Linked DNA regions of Homo sapiens: region 1 is linked to region 2. The links are chromatin contacts, found by Hi-C in ENCODE. All regions are on one chromosome and are shown on one strand. The core of a region is the stretch at or near the end of the contact, and the rest is flanking DNA. Distances in the headings are between cores, read along the strand shown. Region 1 has its middle 24 kb from the start of C7orf25. Region 2 has its middle 34 kb from the start of LINC01448.

The links. Hi-C counts contacts between places; a loop is a spot of excess contacts on that map. Pooled maps may share reads with other maps.
Region 1: a map with no recorded cell type shows a loop between it and region 2 (2.3-fold over the local background). The contact joins two enhancer-like sites. A Hi-C loop is called at or near these places in 2 of 37 single-sample maps with no recorded cell type and 3 of 50 pooled maps.

What each region holds. Positions count from the first base shown.
Region 1 is chr7:42,885,366-42,890,925 of GRCh38, forward strand. No RefSeq gene overlaps it. Among named protein-coding and RNA genes, the nearest start is that of C7orf25, 24 kb to the right of the region's middle. RefSeq lists enhancers at 3,011-3,554, 3,150-3,199 and a silencer at 3,020-3,069. Within about 2 kb of position 3,051, at least 34 of the 41 ENCODE cell types and tissues checked have a DNase peak (open chromatin) inside an H3K27ac peak, as active enhancers do.
Region 2 is chr7:42,737,746-42,743,179 of GRCh38, forward strand. No RefSeq gene overlaps it. Among named protein-coding and RNA genes, the nearest start is that of LINC01448, 34 kb to the left of the region's middle. Within about 2 kb of position 2,031, at least 5 of the 41 ENCODE cell types and tissues checked have a DNase peak (open chromatin) inside an H3K27ac peak, as active enhancers do.

The DNA of each region.
Region 1 (5,560 bases), core at 1,801-4,300, 150 kb after region 2:
AGCCTGGCCAACATAGATAAACCCCGTCTCTACCAAAAATACAAAAATTAGCCAGGTGTGGTGACGCACACCTCTAATCTCAGCTACTCGTGAGGCTGAGGCAGGAGAATCATTTGAACACGGGAGGTTGAGGTTGCAGTGAGCTGAAATGGAGCCATTGCACTCGTCTCAAAAAAACAAAAAAGGCGGGCACAGTGGCTCACGCCTGTAATCCTAGCACTTTGAGAGGCTGAGGCGGGTGGATCACCTGAGGTCAGGAGTCGAGACCAGCCTGGCCAACATGGTGAAACCCCATCTCTATTAAAAATACAAAAAATTAGCCAGGTGTGGTGGCAGGTGCCTGTAATCCCAGCTACTTGGGAGGCTGAGGCAGGAGAATCACTTGAACCCAGGAGGTGGAGGTTGCAGTGAGCCAAGATCGTGCCATTGCACTCTAGCCCAGGTGACAGTGCGAGACTCTGTCTTAAAAAAATAATAAAAATAAAAATAAAAACTGACATAATTAAGAACTTGAGAAAAAGACAAATCTTAGAAACAAAAACTGCATTACTAGGTAGCCAAGGGAGAACAGGAAGACAAAAAATACAGTAAGAGACATAACAGATAGAAATAATAAAAACCAAGAAAATGGAAGCAGAAAGAACAGGATACAAGCACAATCGAACACAAGTATCATTAGAGAACCTGAAGAAGAAAAACCAAATAATAGACTAGGACTAATTGTAAAACTATAATCAAGAAAACTTTCCTGAGGAAAAAAAAAAGTTCTGAATCTACATATGGTAAAGAGACAGCACATGTATGAAAAATAGACCGCAAAAGATATCTTAACAAATTATTGTAATTTATAGAACACTAAAGCCCAGACTTCACCACTACACAATATATCCATGTAACACAACTGCACATGTACTCTCTAAATCTATAAAAATAAAAATAAATGATCAGTAATGATGGCCCAATGGATACCTTCCAGAAGAAATGGAATCAGTCTTCCCCCTTGTGGATAACTAGCAAAAGTACCTTATTTTCCCCACTAAAAGTTACATGTTAGAGTTTTGAGGGAACCACAGGCTATGTGTTTTTTCCTTCTCATCTAAAGGTAATAGGAAGTCATTTTATATAAAATTTGTGAGCCAGACACGGTGGCTCATGCCTGTAATCCCAGCACTTTGGGAGTCCAAGGCAGGCAGATCACTTGAGCCCAGGAATTAGAGACCAGCCTGGGCAACATGGTGAAACCCCTTCTCTACTACAAATACAAAAAATTAGCTGGGTGTGGTGGCACATGCCTGTAGTCCTAGCTACTCAGGAGGCTGAGGTGGGGGTTTCACTTGAGTCTGGGAGTTATAGGCTGCAGTGAGCCCTCCTGGAACCAGCACCAATGAACTACAGCCTGGGCCACGGAGTGAGACCCTGTCTCAAAAAAATATATATATAATAATAAGAAATTAAATTAAATTTGTGATAAAGTACACATATCTCTGTAATAGCTAGCTGGCTTTATGACTGGTATTTTAAAATAGCACAATTTTTTAAAAAGTAAAATGAGTCAAAGAGAACAAAATGGAGGAACATTTACAAGAAAGCAAGGAAAGTGTGAAGTGAGGCTTCTATAACCAAGCAAGATTCCTTCACATATCCAAGCTATGGAGAAACAGTTTTGAACATGCTGGAACTCAGGGGATGCTGACCCATGAGCTTTTTTCAAGAAACCTGACACCTGGGAAAACTGGTGAAACAAGATTAATAGTGAGTGTTTAATATATTTAACTGAAGATCTAAGACTAAACCAAAGGTAAGATAAGAATCAAAGGATGATATAGAAACATGTTCTCTGACAAAGTCAGAAAAAAGCACAACCTAAAAAAAGAAAGAGAGGGAAAAGCATAATTAGCTCAATGATTTACTTACAAAAGTTGGGAAACAAATGACATCATTTCAAGCTACCAAAAAAAAAAAGCAGAAGCTTAAATATATTTAGGTGCACAGAGTGCAAGTAAAGAAAGAGAATATGCATTATTCTAATCATTAAAATTGAATGGCAGAGAAAGGAAGGAAAGAGGAGTTTGCAAAACAAATTATATTCTTCTTGCTTACAGTAGAGACCCAGTCAATATTATCTAAAGGAAAGAAGGAAGAATGGGTATTATAAAAACGTCAGTACTAATACAAAAGTTCAAACATTTCCAATTATCAAAAGCAAAAAACAGAACAGAAAAACTAAGAAAACAGAACACATGGCAAAAGTTTTTTATAACTCTTTTTGAAAAAAATGAAGCATTTTTTAATGCCAGAACTGGGTATAAACATGTGGTGAGAGCTTATAATTTTATGTTGCCTTGGCATCCATCTTAAAATATGTTTTAACTTTCTCATACCAGAAGCAGGGCTCAGTCAGCCTTGACACCGTTTCTAATACTATTCCCCACTGGAATGGCTCCAGTTGGTGGCCAGAGATACTGCTTCATTTCAAGGAACCATTCAGACATTTGCCTGCAAACTTAACGTGACCGCCTCTCAGTCAGGGGGACCTCCTGGAACCAGTGCCTGCTTGCTTTAAATTCAACAATTAAACCTGTTTGGATAACACTCTGAACCCAATAAAGGTATTGGTCTACGGGTCCCTTCTCTCTCTCTCTCTCTCTCTCTCTCTCTCTCTCTCTGCCTGTACTCCTTGGTGTGTGGTGTGTGTGTGTGTGTGTGTGTGTGTGTGTGTGTGTGTGTGCGCGCGCGCGCGCCCGCGCTCCCTCCAGGATCTGTAAGTACCAAAAACGCTTAAACTTTCACACTGCGGTTGTGTCACTGAAGCAGTGCCTGAAATCTAATCCCTGAGTGTGACGCCGCCCCAAAGGGCCCCAAGCAGGTAGATCCCATGCTGATGCTCTTTTATCCTGGCCTCTCAGCTGTTGAGGAGAGTAATTGCCGGGCTAAACTGATAAAGTTTCATTCCAAACAATTAGCCTAGTCTGCAGGATTGCAGTCGCGGCTTGGACACCATCCCGGTGTCTGTCCCCCGCAGAGGGCTTGCTACCTTGCTGTATCAGCTGGCCCAGCAGGTCTGGGGCCGCGCGCTGCTTACAGGCGCTGGATCTCGCTGCTCGTCGCTGCGCGCTACTAGGTCCTGCTGTCGTCCGAGTCGCCTCCGGGACTCTCCGGAATTGTAGCGGCTGTAGCCGGCTCCTTGCCTGCGGCGCGGAGGGCAGGTCCCAGTGGTAGGAGGATGTGTTCCCTTTGCAGAATCAGACCCCCTCCTGGGACTGTGGGGACCCTCTGTCGCCGGCCTCCATTGGAGGATGCGTTGTCCCTGGAGCTGGGTGCGCTGTTGCGTGACCTGGGGCCTGGGTGGTGGGCGGGCCTGTCCATGGCAAAGGGCACGGCTGCGCGCTACTTCCCGAGAACCCGCCAGCAGGCTCTTGGGAAGCAGCGATTTCTCCTTAGTCACAGTCAGAGAGGGTGATGCGACACACTGGGCTTCACTGTGCTCGTGAAGCGGAGCCAGGGTGAAAGGATCATATGGCCTAACCCTAACCCTAATGGGAGTAACTTCACCTGCGTCCCACAGGCCCCGCAAGAGTGACGCTGCCAGGCAGGCGCCGCCCTGTTCGGTTCCTGCTGCTGTCGCTCCTCGCTCCCCACCACCTCCAGAGCTCCGGTGGGTCACCATGGAAAGGGAAGCCGCTGCCTGCAAGGCCAGCAGACACAGAGGTCACCCTCCAATTTTTTCGGGTAACATTCTGTAAGGACAGAACACCAGGAGGCTACTCCTACCACCAGGAGCATGTCAGGTAAACATCCAGAGAGATGAAGGAAGAAAAAATTTTATTTTAGCCACCAAGAAATACAAGCCGTTCTAAAGATTATACTTAAAAGAAAAAAAAAACAAAAAAAGGAAGGAAAAAGGGGACCGATGATCTTGCAATCACGGAAGTTGTAGAGAGCTGGCTGCCTAGAGACACTGTGCCCTTCCCTCCTCCCTCTTTTCCTCTTATCAACCAGAGGCAGAGACTAAGAATGCCTTCAAGCAACTAAAGCCTAAAATAAAAAAGAAAGAAAAGAGGAAGAGGGAGAGGGAGGGAGAGAGAGAGAGAGAGAGAGAGAGAGAGAGAGAGAGAGAGAGACTGTTGCTTTATGCTATTACAAGTCCAAGAAAAAAAAAAAAAGAGATGAACTTTAAACTTTAAATACTTAGCAGCTGCCAGGTCTAGCAAACATGCTAGCCCTAGATCACTTACTGATTTATAAACAAACCCCTAGATACAGAGGGGGAAAAAGGTAATTAAATAAAAGTTATATATAATATTTTAACATAAATATATGTTGATAAATGGTGTATATGATATATTTGCATCTTTTGATATAGTTAGAAGTTCATAATGCATATAGCAATTTATATATCAAAGAATTTACATAACAAAAAGATTAAAAAGGACACGTACTGGCTTTGTGCTTCTACAAGGTCAGTTCTAATTTAACTTTAACAATTTGTTAAAATGCACTAACAAAAATGCATGGACTTAATATTGGGGCTCAAATTATATTTATACCTGGGGAATTCCACTAAACTTAAACACTCTGCCCATGTAATCTTGAGCAGGTAACTGAATATAATATTTTGTAAATGAATATGCCTTGCATATTCATTTGTAGCATGGCCTAAATTTCCCATAGTTATATATCCATTGCTGTAAGATATTCTATATTAGGCAGAGATGCTCTGACACAATAAATAACAAATTAAAATTAAAGTAAGTCTTTGGCACTTACAAATTGACTTAATAAAATGGAACCCCTTGTACCCCCAGTTAATATAGTTAATATGGCCCAAAGTAAGTTGAAATGGATTAAAACCAATTCTAAAAAACCTATTAATAAAGGCGTGATTATTCCCACTTCCCCATTTAACAGCCCTTTCATTAGGGCCCCTATATCCAATACCTAATATTATTAAAATTGCTGATTCCGTTCAATCAACAACTGGTAAATATTTTGCTCTTGTGGATTTGGCTAACGTGCTGTTTCAATAGCGTCTTCACTGCAGTTCGCCTCCTCCTCTAAAAGAACACAGTACACCTTTTCAGACCTCTGCAGCTGTGTCATCACATGCAATCTTTAATTAATCTTAACGACATCCACCTTCTCCAGGAGCACTGGTATGAGAGTACATCCAGGACATTCTCAGCCAAGGAGACTCACTTAATACATACATTGATGACATTCGAGACCAATATTTCTTAGTACTTTTGGGTTTTGGTGGCAACATATTCCTCATTTATAAATTTTACTTCTAAATTAAAGTCTACAGACACTCCTGTAAGTGACTTCTTAAAAAAAAAAAAAGCCTTTACTGTAGAGTCTTCTCAACCTTTTCAAATGCCTCCTGCAATCTCTGGATATTTAGGATAGCTATCAGTTGCCCCAGGATTTCTGATACGAGATATTGCCCCTGTTGGCCTCATGCTATACAGCATTAATACAATAGATGACTGGCCCCCACTTACTGGGCTGTCCCAGAAATAGAGGCTCTCCCAGACCCTGAGCCTGTGACCCTCTATACCCA
Region 2 (5,434 bases), core at 781-3,280:
AAAAGCCTTCCTCGTCGCCATCCTCTCAGCTTGTTCTTTTCAAGTCCCTGGCTGCTCAGCCACACCAGCATGCTCAGCCACACCAGTTAACCATAAACAGTGTAGATACGTACCCCTCTGGCCTTCTCATCACCCAGGCAAAGTGAACAATAGGATGAAGTGTTCAACAGCATGGATCATTTCCCCTCCCCAAGGTCTTCAGGACACTCCTACTTGGATAATATTGTAGTCATCCCACTGCCAGCCAATACCAACATATTGTGCAGAACCATCTGTAGCCTAATGCCCAGATTTTTCTTCCTCAGTCAACTCTGTCCATGGGGTTGAGGGGTAAGAATAGGGAAGAGAGAGGCCCTTTCTCTTCTGTTCTCATGGCTGTTTCCTACTTCCATGTTTAAGCTCCACCCTCAGGTCTCAGGCTAGCATACAGAGCTGTAGCAGTTTATACGACTTCACACTACATTTTCTGTTAGAGTATAGACTCTCTCTTCTCCCAACCAACAGTCAAACTTTCTGGCCTTCATTCTAATTTGTTGAACTCTATTTACTTCTCCTTTCTTGAACTAATCGCTTTGATCATGAGAAAGTCAATCACTGATTGGCTTATTCTGAGTTACGTAACAATTTCTGAACTGGAAACTGGAGTCATTACAATGAAATTACATTGTTTGGCTAAGGCTGGTCCAGGTTCATCCTGAATTGATTGGTGGAGTAAATCCTACTGAAAGTTCTGACTGCTAAGCAACCAAAGAGAAACCTCGGTGCCATCAGGAAAGAGGGAGAAGAGAGTGAACAATAGACAAATAACCTACAAACATCCAACACTACCATCACTACCATTTCCATGTGTTCTAATGGATGGGATGAGGAAGAAGGAGATAGAATAAACCAAAAGGTCAAGAGAGAAGAAAAGAAAAAGGGAGTAAAAAATTATAAGAAACATCAGAGACGTATCTAATTTGCATCCACGCACTCAGATACAGGGGAAAATGAGATAGACAGACGAAAGAAAAATGAGGGAGGAACCACTGTCCTGAATTTCCAGTTTGCCTCCAAAAATGAAGATGATATGAACGTATGCTTATGCAAACTTAAGAGTGGGTTCCAAAAACTATTTTGGCCATAGTAGCTGTACAAAACCTTATGAAAACACTGGAAGTGCTGTTTGTTCTTCATCCCTCTGTGAAGCATTCCAATTATGTTTCCAATCTCTTTATCACAATTATGAATAGCTGTAGAGGACTCTAGATATTACTGTGCATTTTGGGTTGCCCAAGAAATGGACCCTGACACAAGGCTTTGAATATAAACGGTTTATTTCACAGGTAATTCCAAAATGAAGAGAGGAGTGAATTAAATTTCTATTGTTGCCAAAACATCACACATTTGCTGGCTTAAAACAAGACACATTTATTAATTTACAGTTCTTAGATCAGAAATCCAATGTTGACCTCACTGAGATAGGATGAAGGAGTAGGCAGCCCTTGCCTTTTCCAGCCTCTCAAGGCCACCTGCATCCCCTGGCTCATGGCCCCCTTCCTCCATCATCAAAGCCAACAACATTGCATCTCTCTCACCCTTTTTCCGTCATCTCTCTCACCAGCCAGAAAAGATTCTCAGCTTCCCAAGACCCATGACAGTAGATTGGGCCCACCTAGATAATCCAATATCCCTGTCTCAAGTTCCATAACCTTAATCACATCTTCGAAGTCCCTTTTGCCATGTAAGCTAACAGACTCAGAAGTCCTGGAGACTAGGGTAGGGTCATCTTTGGGGGTTATTCTGCCTACCTCGGGGAGTATGGAAGTGAGACAGCAAAGAGAATGAAGCCCAAAGAGCATGCATTGATGGGCAGGTTGCTGCTGTAAGCACCTGGGGCTCAGTCCCCCCGGGGCATCCGGGAGATGGTGTCAAACTCATCTCAGAATTGTCCCACTCTAAAGCACAACATCTCTATCCATCATTGGCTGAGAGCCTCTCCTAGAGGCATCTCCTGAAAGCCCTCAGGCCAAGAGTTGTAGACACTTCCCAGAGGAAGCCAGCAGCACAGAGCGTGGGAACTGTGAGTGCTGAAGAAATCTCGGTGAGGTGCCAACAGCATCTGCTACACAGAGAAACAATTTAGTGTTGGATTGTCAGAGTCGATGTAAAGCAGCAGATGAATCCTTTATAATCTCTCCATCTCTTCTTCAATTAGGAGTAGTTTAGTGGAATCACAAGACCGAGGACTGGAAACCTCGGTTCGTGTCCTTTATCTGCTACACTGCGTTGAATTATTGGCCCAAACACTTGTCTGAGGTTCCACTTCCAATCTGAGAAGTTGGACTGAAAAAGCTCTAAACGTTCTTCCAGTTCAGACATGCTGCATTTTGTGCGTTTTCAGGACAATGGCCCTGGCAATGGCTGTAGATAACATAAAGAAGACATGATAATTTTCTGAAAAGGCAAGAAAGTCTTTTTCACCTCTGGTAGAAGTATTCTTTGGGGTTGGTGGAACATGCTTTAGGGTTTTAGCTCCAAACTTTCTGAAAAAATCTGCAGCTTCCATCTTTACCACTGAAGTTGAGGAATGTTTAAGGACATTTCATAAAAGAAATCCACACCACAAGAAGGGAACAGCTGCAGATGTGAACTTTTTCCTAACTCGATTTCAAATGTCAATACACAGTTCACTGACAAAAAGTGGCAGGAAACAAAAAATAATAATAATTATGTATGGTGTCTGCAATTAACTTCGGATGCTAACCAGGGAAAACCAAGAACCAACTAAATTAGACCTTAACCAATCACAGGAAAGTTGGAAAATTGTTCAAGTATGCCAGACTACAATCGTTCTTGGCCTCAGGAATGAGTTCTTGACCTTGGAAAAACTTGTGAGTCAATGCAGAATTTCCTGGGAATCCTCCAGATAGATTTGAAAATGCTTGACAGACTCTGAATGTGCAAGTTATTGTGGTTCAAAATAAAAATTCACCTCTAGGAAATCAGAAGAGTTTTGAGACAACATGACAGGAGCTAGGGTAGAAGCACGGGCATGAGGTGGAATCAAGCCCTGCCTGTGCACAGTCACCTGGCAGTGCTTTCAGTGGGTATGTTGCTAAACTACCTGGTTCCATCTCTGTCATCTATACACATTATCCTCCCTTGGTTCCAATCGTACTCTCTTTCAGTTGTCTTAATAAATAAATAAAAATAAAAATACATCTATTTTATTTATTTATTTACTTATTTTTGAGATGGAGTCTTGCTCTGTCTCCCAGGCTGAAATGCAGTAGTGTGATCTCAGCTCACTGCAACCTCTGCTGCCTGGGTTCCAGCGATTCTCTTGCCTCAGCCTCCCAAGTAGCTGGGACCACAGGTGTGTGCCACCACACCCGGCTAATTTTTGTATTTTTAGTAGAGGTGGGGTTTCTGACCTGGGTGTGGGACACAATGCTCTTTACCCTTTGACCTTGCTAATCATACCTATACTGTTTCTAGAAGAATGCACTGCAGGATTTGCAGATATTACCGTTTATTTGGGTGACAGCTTAGAGTGTGTCCTCTAACAAGCTGAGCAGATGCTTTGCATTTAGGGTCTCATCCTCTTCTGTATTTTCTATCTTTATATGAAAGTTCAACCCAGGGTTGAACAAGTGCTGTGAAATGGATATGTTATATGTTTGAATAGTTTGTTTTTAAATTTTGATACTAATCAAGTTAATGTGGACAAATACACACAACACTATAACAACACTTAATTGTAATAATTTTAAGGTAATAACCTTGTCTCTAATGTACCACATTTTCACATTTCTAGATGAGCATTGGATTTTCCCTGCGTATTACTTTTAGATATTAAAATTGGATAGGCATAGACTTTAAATAATTTTGATTACTCAACATTTGCTTAAAATTAAAAAAGAAAAGCCCTCATAATTAATAGCTGGAATAGAATATATCCAAACTACTTATAGTTGGTTCTGTTCAGTCTACCTTTCAAAATAATAAATTCTAATTATAAAGTAAAAATAATAAAATTATGGATAACCTTATCCACATGATTCCTAATAATGTTTGTAGCAGAAGACAAGTATAACCTCATTTTCCCTAGAAGAAAGCTGAGGCTCAGAGCGGCTAAGCCACCTGCCCCAGGTTATTCAGAGTTCAGAGTTTCAATTCTGGCTCTATTCCTACCTCATCCTTACAACACAAAAGATGGTGGTGGGCTGGCTGCTGACCTGGTGAAATGGCAAAATGTTTCCCTGTCTCCAGACACTCTGTTCTGTAACTTTCCCCTTTCACTCTTGTAAATGTCCAAAACCTCTCGTGCTAATTTCTTACCAAAACCTATGCTCGACAAAGACTTAAAATCAGTTAATATTAGTATGCAGCCTAGTGTTTTCTTTTCCAGAAGAATTTCACTTTTAACAGAGTTCTGGAACTTACGCTCTAGGAATAAACTTTTCAGGGAGCTTTGAACTAAAAAGCTGCAGCGGAGGGTTTTGTGAAAAGGAGTGGTGAGGTGAGAAAGAGGTAAGAAGACTACTGCACAACACCAACTGTATGCTGGGCAATAAAGTCTTTCATGCTTAAACTAGGTTTTTATTTTCTTTTTTTAAGCCTTCTTTACTCATACTAGCCTCAGTATTCCTTACAATTTCCAAAAAAATTTCTTTGGGGAATTTTGTTGTGAAATGAAAAATGGAAACATGGTTTCTCCAAACGTGTTCTCTTAGAAACCAAGTAGTTCGTGTGGTTTACATTTTCATCACTCTCTGAAACATATTTTCCAAAGGAGGGAGCCACACATGCCCACTGGGGCCCGGCTGGCTTTGGCAGCCTGTGAAAGCATTTTTTTTTTTTTTGATGACTTTGGTCATCCAACACTTAGTTATCCTTGTAGACATGGAATAATTACTCACAGGACTCTGTATGTGAGCTTTTTTTTTTTTAAAGTAATGATGAAGGTTGAATAACTACAGATTTTACAATTTTTAAATTTATTGAAATACTGTTGGTTTTGTGCCTTAAAGTTAGCATTCTGTTTATTCCTATACTTGCACAAATAGAAAAATAATCTCAACAAAAATTCCGAAGACAAATTTAGAATATCAGGGAATATCTTCGCTATGCAGACATGTGGTAAATACTTTTTTACGCACACTCTTTTCATGCTAGAAAAGAAAGAATGTATTAAAAGGAAAGCCAGGTTTTCTATCTGTTTGTTGGCACAGGGGGTGCTGATGAGCAAAATCAGAAGAAGGGAAAGAGAAGAGAAAAGAAGCTGAAAGTGTGATTCTGTCAAAACAATGTAATGAATTTATGACCAGAAACAAATTTGAGCCAAACTCAGTCACCAGTAAGCTGTTCAGCTTTATACAAGTCCCCTAACTCCACTGATCCTCTATTTTCTCAGCTGTAAAATGAAGGGTTGGACAATGATGTTATAAGA